Regions from separate parts of the Mus musculus genome. Here region 1 is linked to region 2. The links are chromatin contacts, found by POLR2A ChIA-PET in ENCODE. All regions are on one chromosome and are shown on one strand. Each heading gives the region's core, a stretch centred on a gene start or an enhancer-like site at or near the end of the contact. The rest is flanking DNA. Distances are from core to core; before and after follow the strand shown. Region 1 holds the start of Setd1b (SET domain containing 1B). Region 2 holds the start of Anapc5 (anaphase-promoting complex subunit 5).

Region 1 (6,704 bases), core at 1,961-4,460, 320 kb before region 2:
ACAACCCTTTGCGACAACACCCAGCGCGGTCTTAGGTCTTAGAGACTGCATGTCGCCATCATTAAAAGCAAAACAAAGTTAAGTTTTTCTGTCTTGCCTTTGGTGTGTGCTCAGAAACTCAAAAAGAAAAATCCCTGGTGTTCACCCCTGGAGTCCTCCCAGGCAGGGTTCAACAGTGCCACGCCCCTCCTCCAACCCCCGGACTTGACATTAGGATCACGGGACCACCTGGTCCCAAAGCCCCCTGCACTTGCCCGCAGACTGGCAGGGATGTCTTAGAAAGGACGCAGGTAAACTTAGGGGGGATGCCCTCTGTGTCTTGTCAGGCCTTTTCACCTGAGCCAGGATGCGGGGGTGGGGGTGGGGGTGGAGGAGAGTCAACAGCTCTGGAGGTAGGAGGTGTGGCTCCCCAGCCTGCCTGAGCAAACAGAGGTGCTGCGGTCTCTTTAAGAGAGAGGAGGGAAGACAAGTGTCAACCCATGAGCACCCAGAGCAGCCCGCCCCCAAGATCCACTATCAATGCTATCAGAACATTATCAATGAAACACTCCTCGGCTCAGATTGGTTCAGGGAAGGGGCACCGGTAGGGGGTGAAGGGGCACGGGCACCCTAGATCTTTAAGGAATGACTTTTATGAATTTAAAGGCACACGGTTCTTCTTCTGCCCCCAACAAATAAACAAACCCTCCCATCTCCCCTAACACAGGCAGCAACACTAGGGACTGTCTAAACGCAGGCCACAGGGGCTCAGAGAGGGGCCCACAGGGGTGTCATAGGTGGGGGAAGCCTCTGGGTGGTCCCTAAGGGTGCAGTGGCCAAGGACTGGCACATTTGGTAAATTATAGTCTGTCTCCTAGCAACAGACAACACATTTGGCTCCATGTGACTCTGCCCTCCGGAGGGGACAAAAAATAAATGGTGGTGGTGGTGGTGGGGAATCCCAAAGAAGAGACAAGGAACGATAAAGGGGTTTCCAAGATGAGGGTGAGACTGACAGGTGGCCTTCCAGCTCCTCCCCCACAGGCCACCAACCGGCCGGGCCACCACTAACCTTTGGTGTCCAGCTCCACGTGGATAATGTTGCCCATGACAGAAGTGCTGTGCAGGTGTTGGACGGCCTCCTTGGCGCCCCTGACTGTGGCAAAGACCACCTTGGCAATGCCCAGGTGTTTCTTGGTCTTCGGGTTATACAAGATCTCCACCTCCTCCACCTCCCCATACTTTTTGCACATGTCCCTTAGGAAGTTTTCACGGACGTTGTCATTCAGCTTGGCAAATGTCACCTGCTTTGGAGGCACAGGGCCCACGTAGAACTCATCGATCTGCCAGGGGCCGCGGCCGAGGTGGGGGGGGGGGGGAGGGAGTTTGGAAAACATTAAAACCAAAGAGAAAACACAAGCACGCCTCACTTGCCCAGCAGTTAAAAAAAAGAAAGAAAAAGAAAAAAGAAAACAAAAAAAGCATGCGGGCGGGCCTAGGAAGCAGAGGATTAAATCGTTTGGAACCTGGAAGTCCTCTGGGTTCGAAAGGAAAGGGGAAAAAGAAACAGTTTCTCTTTCCCCACCCCCCTATTCTGGCCTCCTATCCTTGCTGCTGGATCCCAGACGACCCTCTGGTCTAGGAAGTTGTCCCCTTTAAAGCCAAAGGGTTGGGAGGGGGGCGGGTCCCTGAGCCAGGGCCCTGGGTGCGCAAGGACCCAGGTGGGGACCGGGAGCCCCCAGCTCTGCCGGCATGATACAGTCTCAGTGCCCTCGTTACAGTTTCTCCGAGTGTTATTTTGTTTACAGTGGCCCGGAGGGGACACCCCTCTCCCCCCTCCCCGCCAAAACTTCCCAGTCCTGGACGGCGGGAACTAAGAATCCGGCTGGGCTTGGTCAGGACTGGCGTTATTTTCGAACTCGGGGAAGGAGGGGGGGAGGGACCATAAGACAGAGAGGAGGGGTCCTACCTTGAATTTGGGCACAGACAGCTCCAGCTCCTTGTTTTTGGTCCAGATTCCGACCACCCGGGGATCTTCCACGATCTCCACCGGGCGGTTGCTGGACATCTGTGGGCAGAGACAGGGGGTTCAGTATAGAAGGGCTGGCACCCTCCCCAGGGGCAGGGGCAGACCCCCCCCCCTCAAGGCACCAGTCCCACTCCAGGCTGAGGGGAGGGAGTCCTGGCTGACAGTTGGCCCAGGTAGCTGGAAGAGGGGTCCCCCTCCGTTCGCCTCTTGTCTGGGGGCTCCACCGGGGGTGGGTGGGGGTGGCGGGAAGGCGCGCCGGCTACTCACGGCCAGGCTGAAATGCTGCCCATCGTAGCGGTACAGTTTATGGTGCCCCTTTTTCAGAGCCGGGTCAATCATCAACTTGTAACTTCTCCAATGGTGGTTCCTCCTCTCGCCCGAAGGGCCGGGCTGCGGCGGGGGCTGCTGGTGGTGGTGGTGGGGGTGACTGTTCTCCATGCCGTTAACCCAACCTGAAACCCAAGCAAGTTGTTGTCCTCTCCGACGCTTCTACACATTCGCCCGAGAATCCAATCGGCTGGCCCCCACCCCCCTCCCACCTTACCAGCGCGCCCCGAAAGCTTGTCTCGCTGCCTCTCCCCCCCCCCCCCGCCTCCCGAGGAAAAAAAATCTAAGAATGGAGCGAGAGAATAAACCCTTTCCGGAGGGTTTACGCGCCCGCCCGCTCGGCCACCGTCTCCGGCTGGCAGCGAGGGGCTGCCCGGGGCCCCCGCTGCGGGCTGGCGCGGTCCGGGACGCACGGAGGACGCGGGCTCCGGCCCATGGTGCCGCCAGCCGCCCGGCGTGGCGCTCGGCCCGGCTCGGGAGCGGGGCGCGCGGCAGGGCCTGGCGTCGCCCGCCCGGGCGGGGGCCGGGGGCTCGGGCTGCCCGGCTCCTCTGACCGCGGCCTCTCTCTCTCTCTCTCTCTCTCTCTCTCCTCCCTTCCCTGCGCCGCGCTTACATCCCCGCCGGGCGCCGGCCTCCCTGCGCCGCCAGCCAGTACATGGTGTCCCCCGCGGGAGCCGAGGCCGGGGCGGCCGGACCGGGGGCCGGGATGGGGGGGACGCCGCCTTAGCGGCTGCCGGGCCCCGAGCTGCCGCTGCCCTTGCTGCTGCCGCCGCCGCTGCTGCTGCTGCTGCTGCCCGGGAGGCGGCTGGCGGCGGAGGCTCGGCTCCCAGTAGCCGCACATCCCACAATACACCGCTAAGGAGCCCGACCCGAGTGCTCACCCTCCTCCTCTTCCTCCTCCTCCTCCTCTTCCTCCTCCCCTCGCCTTCCTCGCCGCTTCCCCAGGCACTCTCCCGGCGGCGGCAGCTGCGCCGCCAAAGCCCCGGGCCCCAGCGGCCCCCCACCCCTCACTCGCGCGCTCCCACACTGCCTCCCCCCCCTTCCCCGGGGGGAAGGCCTTTTAATTTATTTATTCTGCTGGGACTGAGGTGGGGGGCTTGGCTGACGGGGGAGAGGGGGGTCTCCACGGCTTCTATCTCCCCCGCGGCTGGGGCTACCCTTCCAGCTACGGAAGACTCCACGGTGTGCGCCCCCAGGGCCTCCCAAACTGTTTCCAAACTGCCCAGGCCGGTGGTGGACGCGTGGAGTCTCGGCGAAAAGGGCTGGGTTTCGAGTGGGGGGTGATCGTGTGTATGACTACTAGAAGCCTGGAGGGGAGGCAGACGTCGACCCCAAACGAGTTTGCAATCGAGGTATCTCCGATCCCGCTTCCTCTTTGGCCCGCACGCCCCCTCCCTCCCAGGAGCTGTGCTGGGGAAGGGAAACCAAGGTTTGGAACCACACTAGCCTTCACATTCCTGGGAGGATACAACCCTCGCCTGGACGGGGAAGATAGCTCTTTCTCTTTATTTTTTCGTTTTTATTTTTTGCCTTTCTGTTTTTATTTTTGGAGGGGAGCGCCCAGTAATTGTCTTGAACACATGCTTCTCCCTCCCTCCTTCCTCCAGCCACCAGCGACAGAGAGTCCCCTTTTTTGCATTTATCATTTTCCTTCCCCTTTCTTTATTAAAGGTCCGGGAGTGGCGGCGGCCAATCAGCGCTCGGCTTCCATTTTGTGAGTTCAACTCGTAGGCTTCCCCGGCTTTTCGCGTGGATCTGGTTGCAGACGCCCTCGGTCTCTCTTCTCGGGCTGCCGAGGCGAAGCAGCCGCCTCGCCGGGGCTTCGTGGTGGTGTATTTCATATTGGGGCTCTTTTCGGGGTTTGTAATTTGGCCGTGGGTAGGTAATTGGCTGGAGCAGGGCGGCAGGGTGCGGCAGCCAATCAGCGCGCGGCTTCTATAGGGCTTGAGTTATTAGACGCTGATCTCAAAACATCCTTCATCAGACTCCAAGGAGAGGCCAACAGATGAGGGAGCCATTTTTCTGCAATGGAATTAAATGGCCAAGTGGGTTTTTCCTTTGTTGCAAATGGGGAATGCTTTTCCTTTGACTCCACCATCCAGTTCAGGACGCCTGAATGTGTTTAACATTTGCCAAAGGACTCACACTTGGAAGAATGAAGACCTTTTAAAAAGATCTGGATTTTTCCTTATGACTTGGAATCCATCTTTGTCTTGTATAACTAGGTCATAGCACACTATTAATGTCAGCAGTTAACAGTTTTGAATTCAAAAAAACCTAAGTAAATGACATATTTAATTTTTTTCCTTTTTTTTTTTTCTCGGGTGGGTGGGTGGGAGAGCTTGGAGCTGTCTTAATCTGTATTCTCTTGACTGAACAATAAATTTTTAAATATAGTTTCCTCTATTAAACACTTAAGCCTGACCATCTTATTAATTCTATTTTTTAACAAGGTAATGTTTTAAATGTATAGTTGTAGCGAAACGGCAACAATAACAAAAAAACTGTGAGCTGTTGTTACTGTTAAATTTTCTAAAAACCTTTTACATTGTAAGTACCCAATCCATTCTGTCCTTAACTGCACTGCCGTTCTCGTGTTACTGTCGCCTGAGATGTCCTGAATTTTCGGAAGCTTCATCTGCATGTATGTCTTTGTCTTTGTCTGATGTAAGTCAGTTAAAATGCTTTTAGACGTTTTTGCTTCTATAAAGCTACGATTTTTTAGCTTCGAGCTTTTTGGAAAAAAAAAAATGTTTACAGCCATAGTTGCTATTCAGATTTCTTCCCAGTAGCTCGTACACTCTTTGAAAATCGATCTATTTGAAGAAAAACAGCTGTTTTTCTCGAACTGGGTGTGGGGTGGTGGAGGGTAAGAGAAAGGAAGACCTTTTGTATAAAAAAAGACTGAAAGCCGCCTCTGAAAACTAGATTAAAACTGGAAAACAAGCCCTTAGCCGGTTCAAGCCAAACACCTACGTTGAGTCGGTGGTATTTTCTGTGGCGGTTGGGATGGCTGGTTTTGCCTTTTGTTTTGATTTGACTTGTGTTTTCGCCTTTTGTTTCTTAATGACGATCACACCATTGGTAAATCCAGAGCACTAAACAGCCCTCAGCGAAGCCGCCTTTTTGCCAGCCCAACCCTGGAAAGTTTGCAGTCGTGGAAGGAGCAGAAATACCACGAGTGTAACTTACAAAGAAGGTAACAAAGGGACACCAGAACCCCAGGTTTCCCCCCAACTAAACAACCAAACATCCCCCACCTCCCAAAAAAAGACCTGTTATTTTTATAATATCTCCAAAAGCGCCGGCCAGCTTTTTCTTCTAGACGCCATGGCGCCGGGCTGAGTGGGTAAGTAAAAAACTAGACTAAAAAAATTTGTTTTCAAGTGTCTTTTTCCCCCTTCGAGGAACTCTCGATTGAGCAGGCCATGGGCTGCAGATGATTGGGAGCTGGGATTTCTTGAGCTTGAGCTTGGCAGCCGATTGCAGTGGGTGGGTGAGGGGACTAGGGCTCTCCAGACCCCTCTGCCTCTTTTGCACCCAAAGGCGAAGAGAGCCTGTCCCCAGTACCCTGGGGCATCCATGGAGCCGCCTGCGCTAGTCCCTTTGGCTCGCCTCAGGTTTGCACCTTAGTGGCAGAGAAGAAATCGAAGTGTTTTGGAGATGGAGGGGCTGAAAAAAGCGAGGAAACCTTCCCACCCATCTTAAAGTCTCGTTCCTGATTGATTGTGGGGGTTTCTGTCCCCCGGAAGCCAGCTTTTCGGGGCTCCGGGGCTCGCCTGCTCTTCCAAAGAGAAAAAGGACAAAAGGCCGGCGTCCATGTTGGCATCATGACGCAGCATCTCTCTCCCGCCTGCAGCCTGGCGCTGCTTGTCCTCCGGGCCGCGCTCGCTCCTCCCTCTCAAACACGAGTTTTATTTTCAGGTTTTTGAGCCGAGCCGAGGGCTGGGTCGGGTTGGAGCCAAGGCTGAAGCCGCCGGGCCATTCAATACTGCTCTCTGGCTAATGGCGGCCGGCTTTCCTCCTTCCTTCCGCCATCCTGCTTTTCCCTGGTTGTCGCTGGGAGCCGAGAGGCAGCCCCGGGCCCTAACAGCCTGCCAGGCACGGCGCCCGCGATCCTGGTGACGGGTCTCGGGGGGCCTTAGGCCCCGGGGGGCGTCGCGCACCCTAATTCTCCGCACTCGATCCCCCCGAGCCCCTCCCCCCAGGCGCGGTTCGGGCAGTGGCGGCCGCGGGGGGAGCCGAGGCCGGGTAGGGCGAGCCCCTGGAGGCGGGTGAGGGACCCCGATCTCCGTGGCAGCCCCGGCCTCCCAAGGCCCACACGGGCACGAGGCCTCGCTCTGGCTTGCACTGCCTGCCGTTCTGCCTC
Region 2 (6,684 bases), core at 4,040-6,539:
ATGAACCATGTGTTTGCCTGGTGCCATGGAGGCTAAAGGAAGGTGTCAGATCCCTTGGAACTGGTGTTACATGATTGTAAGCCACCGACCATATGGGTAACTGGGAGGCATCCAGTGCTCTTAACTGCCGAGCTATCTCTCCAACCCCAGTTGTTTCAATCACCGTGACCCTCCATTTAGGGCCTTTATTCCCAAAATCCCAGGCTTTAGGAGTGGAGGCAGGGGGACAGTGGATTTGATGAGTACCCCTTCCCTCACACACAGGGGGTACACAACCCTAGAAGATAGAAGGAATTCCAAATGAGTCTAGATAAAAGGTTGGCAATTTTTAGAAAGATTTTGATTGAGGCTTGTATATCATCTTTGGTGATTGTAAATGAAAGCCAATAGTGGAGAATCCTTGTGTCCAGTCTGTTTCTCTTAGTCTGGAAGCGTGTTCATGGCAACTGTTCTTATCTCGGCCATCCAAAGGTCTCCATCCCAAATGGTCACCTTGTTTGAACATCAGCTGAGTTAATGGTCCTGTTGCTTTGTGTGTGTCTGGCTTGTCTGTAAATGAGTGTGAGCGTCAGCCTGTCTGTCTGGGCAGTAAACTGCTAGCAGGGAGAGGCAGGGTCTGAGCGGATTCTCTCTGTGAGTCACTTAGCAGCACAGGTAATTAGGGCTCTAATGAATGTGCTGGCTGTGATCTTTAGAAAGGGGCTGAGTCCTTTTCATTATCTTCTTCATCCTCCCAGTGCCTCTCTGGCCTGAGGGGGAAGTTGACTTGCTTTTCTCTGCATACACTATGAGCCCTGGAAATGTAGGCCCAATAGGATAATTGAGATCTAGCTGCAGTGTGTATTGGATGTGAATGTTGGAAACGTTACATTTTCCCATTTCTTTAGCTACCAGGATACTATAGACAGATCGTTAGGAACAACTTGAACTATGATTCAGTTCTGGATGAAACTGGCATTTTGTGTGCTACTCAATGGGCTGACTTTCAAATAGATGAGAATCCCAGAGCTTCTTTTGGACCGTCACCGATTATTGTCTGGGTGCAGCAGGGAGCGCGTGATTTGGGAAGGGCCTGGAAATGGGATTCAGGGTTCCTAGTGCGCTCCACAAGTGCTCTCTCATAGAACCGCACCCCCAGCCTCTTTTAAAATACATTCTTATTATATCTGTCCGTCCGTCTGTCTGTCTACCTATCTGTGTATGTGTGTGCACATGCCACAACCCGGGTATGGAGGACAGAGGACAGCTTGAGGGGATCCTTTTTCCCCTTGCACCCTGTGAGTCCTGAGCCCGGAACTAATGTCGGCAGGGTTGATGTTTCCGGTCCTTTACCTGATGAGATGTCTGTTTGCACTCATGGGCAGTGCACAATGGAGGCCCCTTCCCCATGCCTCCATTTTTTTCAAATCGTTGTTTTGGCCCTGCCCTCCTCCCCCAAAGGATTTTAAGTGGGGCAAGGCAAGGTCGGTTTTATGGAGTAGAAAGATGATTTGTCTTCAGGTCCAGTGGCAACAAGCTGGAAAGTAGAAGCAAGAGGTCTCAAAAAAAAAAAAAAAAAGCTAGATGTGTGGCAGTACACACTGTGATGATCTTGGTGGTTGGGAGGTTGAGGCAGGAGAATAGCCATAAAATCAAAGCCAGAGTGGCCTAATGTTAGGTTTAGATTAACCAAGCTAAGTTGCAAGATCCTGTCTCAAAAAACTCAGCCCTCTCCACAGAAAAGTCTTCAATTTTTTTTTCAAAGAATTATTTGATATATATGAGTACACTATCGCTGTCTTCAGACACACCAGAAGAGGGCGTCAGATCCCATTCCAGATAGTTGTGAGCTATCACATGGTTGCTGGGACCACTGAGCGATCTCTCCAGCCCAGCCCCAGCAGGATTTTCACAAGTACTGTGATTGGGGTCTGCCCCTTCGGGAAGGTTTGGGTTTGACTAGCAGCAGGTAAACCAGTTCTCTGAGACCGCTCTGCTGGCTCTCCCATCTGTAACGGGAGCTGCAGATGTCACATTGAAGAGCAACTCTCTGATGACTCAGAGGAAAAGCTGGTGTGGTTGTGCTCCAGGTGTTCAGTGTTCTCAGATAATGTAAATCAGGCATCTGCCTGCCGTGCAAAATAACTTCAAAGCCTACTAGTTTTCAGTCCTTTCTTTCTTTCTTTCTTTCTTTCTTTCTTTCTTTCTTTCTTTTTAGGATTCATTTTTAAAAATTTTATGTACATGAGGTATTATTTTTGCTAGCATGTATACACACACACACACACACACACACACCCTGAGCAAGCCCAGTACCTGAGAGCAGAAGAGGGCTTTGGAGTCCCTGGAACTAGAGTTACAAATGTTTGTGAGCCACCTTGTGGATGGGGGGATTGAACCTGTGTCCTCTGCAAGAGCAGTAAGTGCTCTTTACTGTTAAGTCATCTCTCCAGACCTAATTTTTTTTAATCATTTGCATGTATGGTTGCTTATGTAGAGGTATGTGCATGTATGTGCAGTACCAGAGGAGACCAGGAGGAGTCAGAGCTCCCAGAGCTGGGTTAAAGATAATTGGAAAAGTTTGGCAATGGTAGAACACACCTTCAATCCCAGACCTTGGGAGGCAGAGGCAAAACGAGCTAGGTCTATAGAGCAAGTTCTAGGACAGCTAGAGCTACACAGAATGTCTTTACTGCTGTGAATAGACACCATGACCAAGGCAACTCTTATAAAAAGAACAACACTTAATTGGGGCTGCTTACAGGTTCAGAGGTCCAGTCCATTATCATCAAGGTGGGAGCATGGCAGCATCTACGGTGCACACAGTGCAGGAGGAGCTGGGAGTTCTACATCTTCATCTGAAGGCTGCTAGCAGAATACTGACTTCCAGGCAGCTAGGATGAGGGTCTTAAAGCCCACACCCACCCACAGTGCCACACCTACTCCAAAAAGGCCACACCTATTTGAACAGGGCCACACCTAATAGTTAATAGTGCCACTCCCTGGACGGAGCATATACACACAGGAAAACCTTATCTTTTTTTTTTTTTTTTTTTTTTTTTGAGACAGGGTTTCTCTGTATAGTCCTGGCTGTCCTGGAACTCACTTTGTAGATCAGGCTGGCCTTGAACTCAGAAATCCACCTGCCTCTGCCTCTTGAGTGCTGGGATTAAAGGCGTGCGGCACCACGCCTGGCTGGAAAACCTTATCTTGAAAAAAATAAAAAACAACTCAAACAACCCAACAAGCCCCCCCACCCCTACATAAATAGTTACGTGGTCTCTGATGTAGGTGCTGCGGCACAAACTCTGGTTCTCTGGAAAAGCAGCTTAGCCACTGAGTAATCTCTTAGGACAAATATCACTTATTAAACAAACAGGACTGACAGAAGAAAACAGGCCCAATTTGTGTTTGTATGCAGCAGAAGTTGAATAGTACATATCTTTTTTTGTTTCAAGAGCTATGAAAACGGGGGCTGGAGAGATTAAGAGCACTGACTACTCTTCTGAAGGTCCTGAGTTCAATTCTCAGCAACCACATGGTGGCTCACAACCATCCGTAATGAGATCTAACACCCTCTTCTGGTGTGTCTGAAGACAGCTACAATGTACTTACATATAACAATAAATAAATCTTGGGGCCAGAGTGAGCAGGGCCAGAGCAAGCAGAGGTCCTGAGCTCAATTCCCAGCAACCACATGATGGCTCACAACTATCTGTACAGCTACAGTGTACTCATATACATACATAAATAAATAAATCTTTTAAAAAACTTTAAAAAATAAAGAGCTATGAAAACTACTGAGAATGACTAATCACTGATAATATTTTTATTTTAAAATACTTATTTATTTTTATTTTATTTGTACGAGTACTTTGCCTGCATATATATCTCTGTACCACATGGCTGTCTGGTGCCCGCAGAAGCCAGAAGATACTGATGGACCATGTGGGTTCTGGGAACCAAACCCAATTTCTCTGCAAGAACAGCAAGTGCTCTAGTGCTCTTAACAACCGGGCTGTTTCTTCAGCCCTGATAATAATACTTTAAGCTCTAGAGAACTAAGTGTCTTGAGAAATACAGATAAGTAGAAGGGGCATTGTGAAAAGTCAGACTGAAAATACTGTAGACCGGGGGTTGGTTTTAAGAGCTTCATTTACCTGATGTTGGACTTTGTAGTGACTTAGGTGGGATACAGATATCCATTCACAAGAAGGTGGTCTTACCTTTTGTTTCACTATGGGTATCGCACTTGCAAACTGACACGTAGCTGCCTACAAATGGCATTTGTGAGATGTTGAAGAAAAACATGGGCTCTTGTCCTTACAAAAGGAGAATAAGGACAGGCATGGTGGCTCCCTACTGCTAGTAGGGAGGCAGAGGCAGGTTCTACAAAGGGCTGCATGGTGACACCTTGTATCAAAAAAATTTAATATGAGTGAAAAAAATGCTTTTTGTTTTTGTTTTTCTAGACAGGGTTTCTCTGTGTAGCCCTGGCTGTCCTGGAACTCACTCTGTAGACCAAGCTGGCCTTGAACTCAGAAAAGAAATCTGTCTGTCTCTGCCTCCCACGTTCTGGGATTAAAGTCGTGTGCCATCATTGCCTAGCGAAAAAAAAGTTTTTTGAGGCAGGGTCTTCTTAACTATGCAGACCTAGCTGGCCTGGAACTGGCTTTATAGACCAGGTTGGCCTCGAATTTATGGAGATGTGCTTGCCACTGCCTGTGCCTCCAGGTTGCTGGAGTAAGAGGCAGGGAGCTATCACATCTAGTATGCAAATATAATTTAAACATGCCAATTTAATCCCATTGCTTTTAAATACAATGATTTAAAAATGTCTTTTGGGCAGGGTAGATCATTCAAATCATCTCAGCTATTGTCGCGAGTTCAAGGCCAGTTTATGCTACTTAGTAAGTTTTTTTTTTTTTTTCTCCAAAAGGGGAGGAGCATCGCTTCAGCTGAAGGTCTTTGTTAAGAGAGCTTCCCTGGTATACACATATACAGGCGAGGTGTCTTGTTCAATTTCGTGTACCGCTAGAGGCAAAGATGCAATTAAATGGGGGCGAGAAGGAAGATCAAATTAAATAAATACACGCGTGGCCTGTAGTTCACGCTGTCTCTGATCAAAATCCCTGCGTCTTCCTCCCAGATCCCTGTCCACGTCGACTAGGAACCTGGTCGCCTTGGTTGAGCGTTTCTGTAGGGAACCGATTTGCCATAACACCATTTATGTCCCACCCCCTCCCCTACCCCCGCTCACTACAGGTTTGGCTGTTTTGATTGGCTGTCAGTCTTCCTTCTGGTCTTTGATTGGTCGAAGGCACCGCCGGGGTGGGAGAGGGACACTGAGGCCCCCGCTACTGTGGGAAACAGTCTTGGGCGGGTTAAGGTGCCGGGCGGCTGCAGCCATGGCGTAAAGGCGGCTCGTGGGCGCGGCGCGTGGCAGGCCTGGAGAGGGCCTGTCCTTGCCGGCGTCCACGAAGAGCCAGGACTTCAGCCCGATGATGACCAACGGGGTAGTGCACGCCAACTTGTTTGGCATCAAGGACTGGGTGACGCCCTATAAGATCGCCGTCCTGGTGCTGCTCAACGAGATGGGCCGCACGGGCGAGGGCGCCGTCAGCCTCGTGGAGCGGCGGAAGCTCAACCAGCTGCTCCTGCCCCTGCTGCAGGTGAGGGGCGCCCGCTCTTTCCCGCCCATTACCGCACGCGCGCGCGCGCTTCGCGTGGGCCCCGCCCTGAGCTGGAGGGCAGGGAAGGTCCAGCCCCGGGGGAGGGGCCCTGGGGGCGGGGCTTCATCTTGTCACTGAAAAAGAACACTAGCAACTGCATGATATTTCATCCTAAGCTAACCGGCATGGTTTAACTCTTTTCCTATAAATGATAAGTTTTGAGGGTTTTTTTTTTTGTTTTTGTTTTAACATATAGGTTCTTTTAGTTTGGTTTGTTTGTCTTTTTTTGTTTGTTTTTGGGTTTTTTTTGGTTTTTCGAGACAGGGTTTCTCTGTCCTGGAACTCACTTTGTAGTGGTTTGTTTTTCTTTTTTTCTAACTTGTTTATTTATTATATGTAAGTACACTGTAGTTGTCTTCAGACACCCCAGAAGAGGGGGTCAGATTTCATTACAGATGGTTGTGAGTCACCATGTGGTTGCTGGGATTTGAACTCAGGACCTTCAGAAGAGCAGTCAGTGCTCTTAACCGCTGAGCCATCTCACCAACCCGTGGTTTGTTTTTCAAGACAGGGTTTCTTTGTGTTGCCCTGGATGTCTTGGAACTCGCTCTGTAGACCAGGGTGGCCTCCAACTCAAGAGATCCCCCTGCCTTTGTCTCCTGAGTGCTGAGATTAGAGCTGTATACCCAGCCATACAGGCAATCTTAAAATAGTATATGTCAAATACAATTTCCCAAGAAGTCGAGTTGGGTTACCTACATCTAGAGTGGTGTAAACACTGACTTTCTAAAAATGGCCCCAGTGAGTAATTTTAAACCTTGTCTAGAGAAGGCTCTGCTTCTGGGTTAGCCTTCCTTCCCCAGTTCAGAAAACGATGAAATGTGTTTATACTCAGGAGAACTAGAGCACCCACCTTTGTATAGTGCTTCCCGGTGTGCAAAGCCTTTCACAGTCTCCCACTTAACTTTTCCACAGACAAAGGAGATAGTGATTATTAAGTCCATTTAACTGATGGAGACGGGCTCAGCGTTGC

What was found. ChIA-PET counts read pairs that join two places held with the same protein, here RNA polymerase II (POLR2A).
Region 1: POLR2A ChIA-PET joins it to region 2 with 11 read pairs in Patski. The contact joins the promoter of Setd1b here to the promoter of Anapc5 in region 2. POLR2A ChIA-PET finds 5 or more read pairs at or near these places in 3 of 5 experiments (Patski and embryonic stem cell).

What each region holds. Positions count from the first base shown.
Region 1 is chr5:123,138,699-123,145,402 of GRCm38, reverse strand. Setd1b (SET domain containing 1B) reads right to left here and starts at 3,210. Exons shown (of 17, transcript NM_001040398.2): 1 at 2,949-3,210; 2 at 2,276-2,460; 3 at 1,949-2,047; 4 at 1,052-1,322. The coding sequence starts at 2,446. It also overlaps a transcript of Rhof not described here.
Region 2 is chr5:122,819,947-122,826,630 of GRCm38, reverse strand. It overlaps Anapc5 (anaphase-promoting complex subunit 5), which reads left to right and starts at 5,289. Exons shown (of 17, transcript NM_021505.3): 1 at 5,289-5,651. The coding sequence starts at 5,481.